Regions from separate parts of the Homo sapiens genome. Here regions 2 and 3 are each linked to region 1. Evidence: chromatin contacts called from ENCODE Hi-C or POLR2A ChIA-PET data. All regions are on one chromosome and are shown on one strand. Each heading gives the region's core, a stretch centred on a gene start or an enhancer-like site at or near the end of the contact. The rest is flanking DNA. Distances are from core to core; before and after follow the strand shown. Region 1 holds the start of SERPINH1 (serpin family H member 1). Region 2 overlaps ARRB1 (arrestin beta 1). Region 3 overlaps UVRAG (UV radiation resistance associated).

The links. A loop is a pair of places that touch in the nucleus more often than their neighbours do. ChIA-PET counts read pairs that join two places held with the same protein, here RNA polymerase II (POLR2A). Pooled maps may share reads with other maps.
Region 2: a loop to region 1 is called in a pooled map, with 8 times the contacts of the local background. The contact joins the enhancer-like site here to the promoter of SERPINH1 in region 1. A Hi-C loop is called at or near these places in 6 of 50 pooled maps. POLR2A ChIA-PET finds 5 or more read pairs at or near these places in 7 of 52 experiments (A549, CD4-positive, alpha-beta memory T cell, CD8-positive, alpha-beta memory T cell and 4 more).
Region 3: a map with no recorded cell type shows a loop between it and region 1 (5-fold over the local background). The contact joins the enhancer-like site here to the promoter of SERPINH1 in region 1. A Hi-C loop is called at or near these places in 2 of 37 single-sample maps with no recorded cell type and 3 of 50 pooled maps.

Annotation. Positions count from the first base shown.
Region 1 is chr11:75,560,293-75,563,502 of GRCh38, reverse strand. SERPINH1 (serpin family H member 1) reads right to left here and starts at 1,250. Exons shown (of 5, transcript NM_001235.5): 1 at 1,184-1,250. RefSeq lists enhancers at 1-489, 490-1,030, 1,031-1,570 and silencers at 1,195-1,244, 1,255-1,514.
Region 2 is chr11:75,274,164-75,277,505 of GRCh38, reverse strand. ARRB1 (arrestin beta 1) reads left to right here. Exons shown (of 16, transcript NM_004041.5): 9 at 58-142; 10 at 595-667; 11 at 3,295-3,342. Among named protein-coding and RNA genes, the nearest start is that of TPBGL, 35 kb to the right of the region's middle. Within about 2 kb of position 1,750, at least 13 of the 41 ENCODE cell types and tissues checked have a DNase peak (open chromatin) inside an H3K27ac peak, as active enhancers do.
Region 3 is chr11:75,872,105-75,875,643 of GRCh38, reverse strand. The region is part of intron 3 of UVRAG (UV radiation resistance associated); the gene reads right to left. Among named protein-coding and RNA genes, the nearest start is that of UVRAG, 59 kb to the right of the region's middle. RefSeq lists an enhancer at 1,568-2,069. Within about 2 kb of position 2,108, at least 4 of the 41 ENCODE cell types and tissues checked have a DNase peak (open chromatin) inside an H3K27ac peak, as active enhancers do.

The DNA of each region.
Region 1 (3,210 bases), core at 1-2,500:
GCACAGAGCCCCTCCTGAGGGCTGCATGCGGTGTCCTGTTACACAGCCAGTACAAAAAAAAAATCTCTGCTGGGAGTCCCGGTGACAGAGGAGACAAAGGAGAGGACGGGAAGGGGGGATGGGTACATGAACCATCTGAAGACAGGAGGGTGTGGCCCCGGCCGGAATTCCGGAGAACCAAAGCCCCCTCATTTTCCTCAGGCCTCCATCCGGGCCGTACAGCCCAGAGGGACCAGCGGGAAACAAGGAAGAGGAGGGGCTGAGACTCTGGGCCAGTCTGGAAGTGCATTCATTCTCCTTCCTGCTCTTCAGCCACCTCAGGAATGTCTCTAAGCTGGGGGGCAGGGAACCCCAGCCTCTGGAAGTTAGACCCTGCAGTTTAAACCCTGCAGTTACTCCAAGAACCCTGTGGCAGTGGACAGAAGGAAAGACTCAAATCCTTCTAGTCAGCCCCTTAATCCCCAGAGCAGAGCAGACCCTGCTGACCCCCACTCTCTTTTTTCGGAGTGGTAGGGAGCCTCGCTGGCCAAGTCTTTCCTTTGGCTGCCATCATCTAGGCTGCAAGCTGCTGATCAGAAATTGAGCCACTGTCGCCCACTTCTACCAGAGCACACGGACCCCAGGAGTCGAGACGATTTCACCTCCTTTCCCACCACCGGAAGCTCAAATTCCCTCAGCAAGCCTGTGAGGAGGCTGGGCCACCAATCACCGCTGCCCCTGAGCCTCAACCCCAGAACGGAAGTGACCTGGAACTGCGAGGCCGGCCTATCCTCCCTACCCTTGCGGGAAGAGGCACCAGACCCATCTCCTTCCTCCTCTGTTTCTTTCCGCAGAGGCTCTGCTCTCTGCCCCCAGCCCCCTTTACACAGCACCTAGTCTCGTATCTGCCACCACCACCTTTTAGGGGTCCCTGCACTTTTTCCCAGTCCTCCGAGTGCACGGACTCCCAACCCGGCTCCGATCTCCGCCCTAGCCCTCAGCTGGCACCATCACTGGCTAGCCCTGGGCTCTCGATTCCAAACCCTCCAGCGGCCCCCAAAGTGCCGAGGACTCCAATTTGTAGGCTCTGGCTCGGCACCCAACGCTTCGCAGGGTCCCCTCGCCCCTCTTACTCCCTCGCGCACCCCCAGATTGCTCGGCGCTCCCCCGGGCCGCACGCACGCAGGCGTCTCCCGCCCCTCACCTGGGTCGGGCTGGGCTAGCGCCGGGACGTGACTCTCGCTCTCGAGCCGCGACACGATTCTACTCTTAGCCCGCTCCCCTGCTCCCGGGATCTATATATGGCAGTCCCCACCCCCTCCTGCCCGTCCCGAGAAACTTCTGGAAAGTTGGAAACGCTTCCGGAGGGCGCCCCAGCTCCGCCAAAAAAAGCCAAAGACCTCCCTCAAAACCTCCCCGGCCCCCGGCCCCTCCCTCTGCCGGCGCCTCCCGGCCCCTGGGTCCTACTGCCTCCCTCGGCGGCCCGGGCTGCGGGGCGCCGGGAGTCCCCACGGGGATCAGCGTGTCCTTCAGAGTGCGAGCTTCCTCCCACCCCCAGGCTCTCTGCATAAGCTAGCCCACTCCGAATCGCACGTCCTTTCAGGCGCCCCTTTCCCCGCAGGGGCTCTGCCCCAAGCAGAGCCATCTCCCCTTCTCCCCGCTCTCCCCCATTTTCAAGCTGAAACAATTGAGTCCTGTGCACCCCCTCCCTCTCAGGGGAGACGTTCAGGCTTCTGAAGGCAGTGCCCTTCTCCATACTTGTACATTCAAAAAACCTCAACCTCAGCGATGGCCAGAGGGAGAGGGAGCAGACCAGACCCGGTACCTGCCCGGCACCCGGAAAGTTCAAGTCGTGGAGTAATAGAGGCAGAGATGCCTGGGGAACTTCAGGTGGTCTGGCTGGGCTTGGAGGAGTGCACAGGAAGGAAAACCTGGCTCTCCACTGAGCAAGGTGCTGTGTGACCCTAAGCAGGTTACTTTCCCTTTCTGGGCCTCTGTTCCCTTGGCTGTGAAATGTGGTTCTAAGGCATCCCTTGCTTTTTTTCCCCCCTCTCTCCCTTCCTCAATCCTTGTCACCCCTGGCCCCCTCCCTATTGCATCCCCTCCCTCTTTGGGTCCCCTCCCACAGGCCTCAGGTCTCACTGTCAATTCCTACCCCACCCTCGCAAACTGATAGCTCCTTGACCTCCAAGTTAAGCTAGGGTATTCATTACTGTTCTAGGTGCTGAGGACACAGCTGAGAGCTGAACAAAGTCCTTGCCCTGTGCGATGTCCATCTGTGGGGTATGTACCTGTTAGTAGGGAATTCAGTGATTCAGTGAGGCAGATTATTTAGGAAACCCTAAATAATCTGGGCGACAGTGGCTCAATTTCTGATCAGCCGAGGCTCCCTACCCTCCGAAAAGTCCTCTTTAGTAGTTTAATGATAGCTATTGGATGGACGCAGTATGGAGAGGAAGGGACAGGGTAGGGACTCTTCATTCATTCAGTCATGAATGAATGCATTGAGTATCTTCTTTCTTCTAGGTGCTTGCCTGGATCCTGGGGAGCAAAAAAATCCCAGTACCCAGCAAATGAGTCAATCACCTGGGTCCCTGCCCTCTGTTAGTGGTTGTGGGGAAGCCTGGTGGTGGTGACAAACCTCTCTGTCTGGGTAGGCTTCTGCAGCTCAGAGTCTTTTGAGTACAAGGACTGTGGGAAATCTCAGATCCCAAAAGCTTCAGACTCTGTGATTCAGGGTCAAGGAATCAGAGATTACTTCCACTCAAAGCCCCCAAGGAGTCTTTGAATCCAGCTAAGGAATCTTAACATGTTAAAATCTCAGAGTCGAAGGATTCTGGAATAAATGTATTAAAGACTCTGAGCTGCAAGGCATCTCAGAGGTCAGGGGTTCCTGTCTGCAGCCCCAGGCAGAAGCCCTCTTCTCAGTATCCCAAAAAGGCAAGCACCGAGGCACCTCTAAGAAGAGAGAGCTTACCTCCTTCAGAGGCAGCCCCGCATTCTTTTTTAGGACAGGTCTGATTATTAACAAAAGCTTCCAGCCTTGGCATGGTGTCCATCTCTTTGGGGTGGCTGTCGTGGTTCTCATGTGCTTCCTCCTGCCTCAACTGTATATTGCTTTTAAAGATAAATTCTAGGCTGGGCGCGGTGGCTCATGCCTGTAATCCCAGCACTTTGGAAGGCCGAGGTGGGTGGATCACCTGAGGTCAGCAGTTCAAGATCAGCGTGGCC
Region 2 (3,342 bases), core at 501-3,000, 290 kb after region 1:
TTTCCCTAGAACCTTGCTGTCCTCCCAGCCAACCCCGTCCCTTCTTATGCCCCCCAGATCTATTACCATGGAGAACCCATCAGCGTCAACGTCCACGTCACCAACAACACCAACAAGACGGTGAAGAAGATCAAGATCTCAGGTATCCCAGACAGAGGGTCAGCTTAGGGGACAGCGAGAGGCAATCTTCCCAAGGGCTGGGGGTGGCTGAAGTATCTCCCCTTGTTAACAGCCTTGTATAAAAAATAGCCACTGAAGCCCAGGGCCTGCTCTGAGCCACAGGGCAAAGCTTTTGAGTTGGGTAAGGCAGGCTGCTTATTGGCTAGGTAATGAGTTTGCTCTTTAAGCCACCTCTTCAGTTTCTTGGGTTCTGGACAAAGCTGTCCTTGAGGGGAAGGCTTTGGTTATGGAAGGAAATGGGTGTGTTTGGGGCTACCCTTTGGATGTAAGACAGGGGTGGTCTTATGCAGAAGTCCCCACTGGTGGCCTCTGGCCATTGCCTGGGGCTGAATATCCCCAACCCGGGGACGCCTGTGAGACTCCATGGGAGCTACATTCCCGACTCACTCCACCTTGATTCCTCTCCCTCCCTAGTGCGCCAGTATGCAGACATCTGCCTTTTCAACACAGCTCAGTACAAGTGCCCTGTTGCCATGGAAGAGGCTGAGTAAGTGGGCACAAGTCTGGCCTTGGGCGTATGGGATTGGGTGGGAAAAAGAGAAGCTCTAGGTGTCCTGTTACAGGTCCAGGTGGCTCTTCTCCACCTGGCAGAGGGCTGGGCCTCAGACTTCCTTGCCACTCAGAGTAGATGATCCCGAAGAGCCTTTTAGAAACCATCCACCTGATTTAGCTTCAAGAAAATGCATGCTACAGTCAAGGAAGAGACCCACTAAAACTAGAGTGACAAAACAATAGCTAATGAATGTAAGGGGATTGGGGTTGTGAGAAGAAATAATTACGTTGTACAAGAAACCTAGGTTGAAGGGAAATACTTTGTTCTTGGCTTCCTGGTAGCCAGGGCAAAGTGGGTAAGGCACTAGGTACACAGCTCTTGTCTGATAAAGGGGTAATCCAACTCATTGGGAAAAAGGGGTTGTGTGTGGGAGTGCAGAGAATAATTACACACAAAAAAATCATCTAGGTTTGAGGAGAACTGCTATGGTTGAGCATGGATCGAACTTTGTCCCAGGCTTGTTGGCAGCTAAGGCAAGTGGAGAGATCTGAAGTGAAACATCTTTACTTACCTAAAGGAAGTAAATGCTCCCATTCAAAGACATACACATTTTTTTTTCCTGGCCCTGCAAGTAATTTCTTGGGGCAATTATACCTGATATAATTTTACATGTATATGTGTATTTGTTTATGTATAATTCCAATCAGTATTTCTTGCAACTGAAAATATTTTTAAAATGTTACTACATGGCCTTTGAAATAGTTTTTAATGTCCTATAGGTGAACATGCTATGATTAGATCAAGCTTTCTCTGGTTACTGGATATTTTTCATATCCACTGTTGATTTTTTCAAAAAAATCAGAGCTATGAGGCATAGATTCCTGATGGTAAAGTGAAGTGATCTAGAACCAGAGTAACATATAATCCCTAAAGAGTAGAAAATCCCAACCACTGCAGATGGTGCCAGCGTCTGCATAACGAATACCAGCAGGGATGGCTGGGGAGGCATTTGCACTCACAGACTTGTTTACTTCTCAGGAAGCGCTGTGGGGCTGGGGTTGCTGCTGCCCCAGTATGTAGAGGAGGAAGTGGCTCAGAGAGATGTGACTTGCAAGTTAGCAAGCAGCAAAGCTGGGGCTGGAACACGGTCGTCCGACTCCAAGGCTTGTTCACTATCTGCTGCATGACAGCTCTCTCATTGGAAAGGATGGGGGATAGAGCAAAAGCAAGTAAAAATTGGACAATCAAAACACCCTATATATGATGGATGTGATCAAGCAAGTAAAGTTTTAATTGTTGAGCCTAGATGGTGGGTATATGGGTGCCCAAATAGCTTCATTTATGGTTTATGTGTAGCTATAATTTTTTCTTTTTAAAATGTGTTTAGAGACAGGGCTGGTGCTCACGCCTATAATCCCAGCACTTGGGGAGGCTGAGGCAGGCAGATCACTTGAGGTCAGGAGTTTGAGACCATCCTGGCCAACATGGCAAAACCTCATCTCTACTAAAAATACAAAAATTAGTCGGGCATGGTGGCGCGCCCCTGTGATCCCAGCTACTTGGGAGGCTGAGGTAGGAGAACTGCTTCAACCTGGGAGGTGGAGGTTCCAGTGAGCCAGGATCGCACTACTGTACTCTAGCCTGGGCGACAGAGCAAGACTCTGTCTCAAAAAAATAAAATAAAATAAAATAAAATAAAATAAAATAAATTTAAATTAAATTTGTTTAGAGACAGAGTTTCACTCTGTTGCCCAGGCTGGAGTGCAGTGGTATGATCATGGCTCACTACAGCCAGCCTCGAACTCCTGGGCTCAAGTGATCCTCCTGCCTCAGCCTCCCAAGTAGCTAGGACTACAGGTGTGCACCACCATATCAGGCTAATGTTTAAAATTTTTTGTAGCGATGGGGTCTTGCTATGTTGCCCAGGCTGGTCTCAAACTCCTAGCCTCAAGCAATCCTCCTGTCAGCCTCTCAAGTTGCTGGGATTACAGGCATGAGCAACTGTGCCTGCTGTGGCTGTACTTTTTTTTTTTTTTTTTTTGAGATGGAGTCTTGCTCTGTCACCCAGGCTGGAGTGCAGTGGAGCAATCTCGGCTCACTGTAAGCTCCACCTCCCAGGTTCATGCCATTCTCCTGGCTCAGCCTCCTGAGTAGCTGGAACTACAGGCGTCCACCACCATGCCCGGCTAATTTTTTTGTATTTTTAGTAGAGACGGGGTTTCACCTTGTTAGCCAGGATGGTCTCCAACTCCTGACCTCGTGATCTACCCGCCTCGGCCTCCCAAAATGCTGGGATTACAGGCGTGAGCCACTGCACCCGGCTGGCTGTAATTCTTTAAATAAATGTGCTTTTTAGCACTGTGCTGCTTGACTAGGATAATCTTTTAGAATATCCGAGATTCAGTCCTGTTTGTGCGTAGAATGTAGATGTGCCTCTTTTGAGTGGCAGTGGTCTCCTTGCCCGAGCTGGGCTGGCCCAAGTGGTCCGTGTGTCTGGGGGACAGAGGTTGGGAGAGGGAGACTTGGAGCAGGCTCAGACTAGATATTCTGCTGGGCTGGAGATCAGGGCTGGGGTTGGCTCTGGGGAGGGCCATCTCCACAGCTGCTTCCTTTCTTCCCAGTGACACTGTGGCACCCAGCTCGACGTTCTGCAAGGTCTACACACTGAC
Region 3 (3,539 bases), core at 859-3,358, 310 kb before region 1:
AAGACCAATATGAAAAAAAAAAAAAAGGTTTAAAAACATGGATGACAGAGTAAAAAGATCTGATACGCATTTAGCAAGCAGTCCAGAGAGAGAAAATGGATTAAGGAAGGAGGCAAGGAATTATTTAAAGAGATAAGTAGCAATTTCCTAGACTGATTAAAAAAAAAAAAAAACTAATTCACAGGTTTAAATACGTAACAGGTCCTAAGCAAGATAAATAAAACCATATCAGAACACATAAAACCAAGTAACTGACAACCAAGAAATCCACCCAATGAAAATACTCTTCACAAATCAGAGTAAAATGAATACATTTTCAGACAAAAAAACTTGGGAGTGTGACACTAACATATGCTCACTAAAGAAAATCCTAAAGGATGCACTTTAGGCAAAGTGAACTCAGAACATTTTTGCTGCAAGAATGAATGAATAGCAAATAAATGGTACCTATAAGAGTAAATCTAAAGAAGGGGTATGATGTCTGACATGATAAAATGAGTAGCTCAGCAAATTTTTCCCCCAAAAAGCAACAGTAAAACTGGACAAAATTCACAATCCACTGGCAGAAGTTACTGGCTTGAGGTATCTAAGCATAAAGTCACGAATCACTGGGTGACCACTAAGCTATGCAGACATAGGAGTAATCACTAGAAACGTGGATGGGCTTGGGAACAGCAGCAGACCGTCACCCAAACAGAACCACTGGCTTGTGGAATGGCTTTAAAGAATCACGTAGCTTCAGCCTTTCCTCTGAAAAATGAAGAGAGCTGACAGGCAGAGTGGTAGAGAGGAAAGTGCTATAATGAAGCCACGTTGTTGAACTGCATAATTCCCTGTGTCTCAGAATCTTCAGTTATAAAACTATCACCTCACAGGGTTTTTATGAAGCTTGAACAGAATAGTAATAAAAAACTAATTACAGCAATAGCTACTATTTTAATACTTACTAGTGACAGTCACTATATAAAGTATTAATAATAGATAAAAAGGGCATAGAGAATGCTTATTCTAGCACATACAAATATTTAATCTGCTGAATAAGCCTTGTTAATCCTAACAATAAATCCACATGAAGTAAATAAGACAATTTGTTAATTCTAATAGTTAAGACGAAATACCATATTTCATCAAATCCAAGACATCACCAATCATAAAATGCATCATAATTGTATATACAACCAAAAAGAACTGGTTTTAAGATGCATCTAGATTGTGCAGGAATGTTAAATTGTGAAAAATTAAAAATCAATAAAACACAGAAACTGAGTCTTCTTGCCTAAGGTCACTTAGTAAAAACAGTATCAGAATTTGAATCTAGTTCTCTAGAATTTGTCTCATGTTCATTTTGTGTGTGTGTGTTGTTGTTTTTTTTTTCTCTTTCTACCAAATTACAAAAGACAGAATTTAGAACAAAGGCGGGCTAAAGAGAATGTCAACAATTTCCTTATTTTATATCTCACAGCCAGAGGCAGAAAAGGAAGAAAGAACTCTGCCCTCTGCCTATGCCCTATTCTCTGAGAGAAAGAACTGGGGAGACTCCACAGGTCTCACACTTGCTCTTGCTGCTCCATCACCAGACTCTACAGCTGACTAGAGCTGAGACAAAACAAACGACTAAACATAATAGCAAAGCCTAGACCACTACTACAAGAATGAAGCATTCATTACAGATTAGCTAAGAAGGAACTGGCCCTTCACTGGTTCACCCAACTGTCCACCGAGGACGCTGAGAAAACTGTAGCTAGGAATGCTGGGGAAAAGCCTTCTAGCCTGCAGCCTGAGGATGTGCCTGCTCCCCTGGAACTGAGTACCCTTCACCAACTCTACCTTACATGAGTAATGGCAATCATTTGTGAGCCATTTACTACATGCTGAGCACTATACCGGATTTAATTTAACATGAACTACAGGACAAACAAGCAAGCTGCGTACAACATAGAAAGAGACAAAATGAGGGCTTCCTCTAGCTTACATATGCTAGGAATGAAAGCAATAAAAGGGACCTTTGAATTTGCCTAGTCCACCTCAAGTTCTGAAATGAGGAAGCTGAGAGCCTCTGGTGGGACCCCCTCCCTGCCTCTACCCCCACCCATTCTTTTCCTGGTTAACGTTTCTCTGACCACTAGGTTTCAGTTCAAACATCTCTTCCTCAGAAGCCTTCCCAATTCTCTTTAACTGTCAGCCTTCTCTGCCTGCCACCGACTGCGAGGATGGGGCTTTTTTTGCTATTGTTTTCCCAAGTAGATAATACAGTAACCTGGAGACAAAGTAAGTATTCAAATATTTGCAGAATTAAAAAAAAAAAACTATTCCTGGCACTTTGCTGCAACAAGACCTAATCACTTTGGGGTCAAAAATATTAAATTTAAGGCCAAGACCAGAAAGCATAGCTTAAGATTCATTTGGAAAAAGTGATTCGCTTTCTCACCTAATATGAATCATGCTTTATAAATAGAGAATAAAAACCATTTTACTCATTTTTACTACTGGTATAATTATTACAAGAAAGGGGGAACAATGAAAGCTGTGTGTTCACTGATGTCCATGGGGCTGGCTGCCGCTCCTCTATGCTCCCATAGGAACCTGTGAGTGGTTAACTTTCTTACGGCACCTGGCATGACACATCACCATCACTGATTTTTTTGCCTGTCTTCCCCTCCAGAACGTGAGCTCCTCAAAGGCAGGGATTTCTACTAGCGTATTTATCCTCTACAATATCCAGCACCATTACCAAAGGTTCAGTGTGCCAGGTACTATACTACTAATTTGACTATATATTCTTACTTAATCTTCATGAAACTCAAGAGTCCTGTGAAACAGACAGCACTATCCCAATTTTTCAGGAGAAGCTGATGCTAAGAATTATTAAGTCACTTGTCTAACGTCATATGGTTGGTTATATCTGGAACAGGAAGACAAAGTCAATATCTGACACTGACTCTAAAATCATGCCAGCAGGCCGGGAGTGGTGGCTCACACCTGTAATCCCAGCACTTTGGGAGGCTGAGGCAGGCAGATCACAAGGTCAGGAGATTGAGACCAGCCTGGCCAATATGGTGAAACCCCACCTCTACTAAAAAATACAAAAATTAGCCGGGCGTGGTGGGGCGCGCCTGTATCTCAGCTACTCAGGAGGCTGAGGCAGGAGAATCGCTTGAACCTGGGAGGCAGAGGTTGCAGGGAGCCGAGATCGCACTACTGCACTCTAGCCTGGGCGACAGAGTGAGCCTCCGTCTAAAAAAAAAAAAAAAAGGCAGCATTAGATCACTTTTGTATACGAGGAAGGCCATGTTGTGGGGACTGTCTAAAGTAAGAATAATGGAGCCTTATGTCCCAGGCAGCCCCTGAAGTTCGAATATAATATAATCATTAATGTTCCTCATGATAACCTTGACTTGTTGAGAAAAGGTTGAATAATCTTCCCCTATTTAAGAAAGGGGAGAGGAAGGAAATCCATTAAAAGGTAATATGGATATGAAAAACTCAAATGGTAATATTTTACTAAACTGGAATTCAACAGACCACCAACTCCACTTATC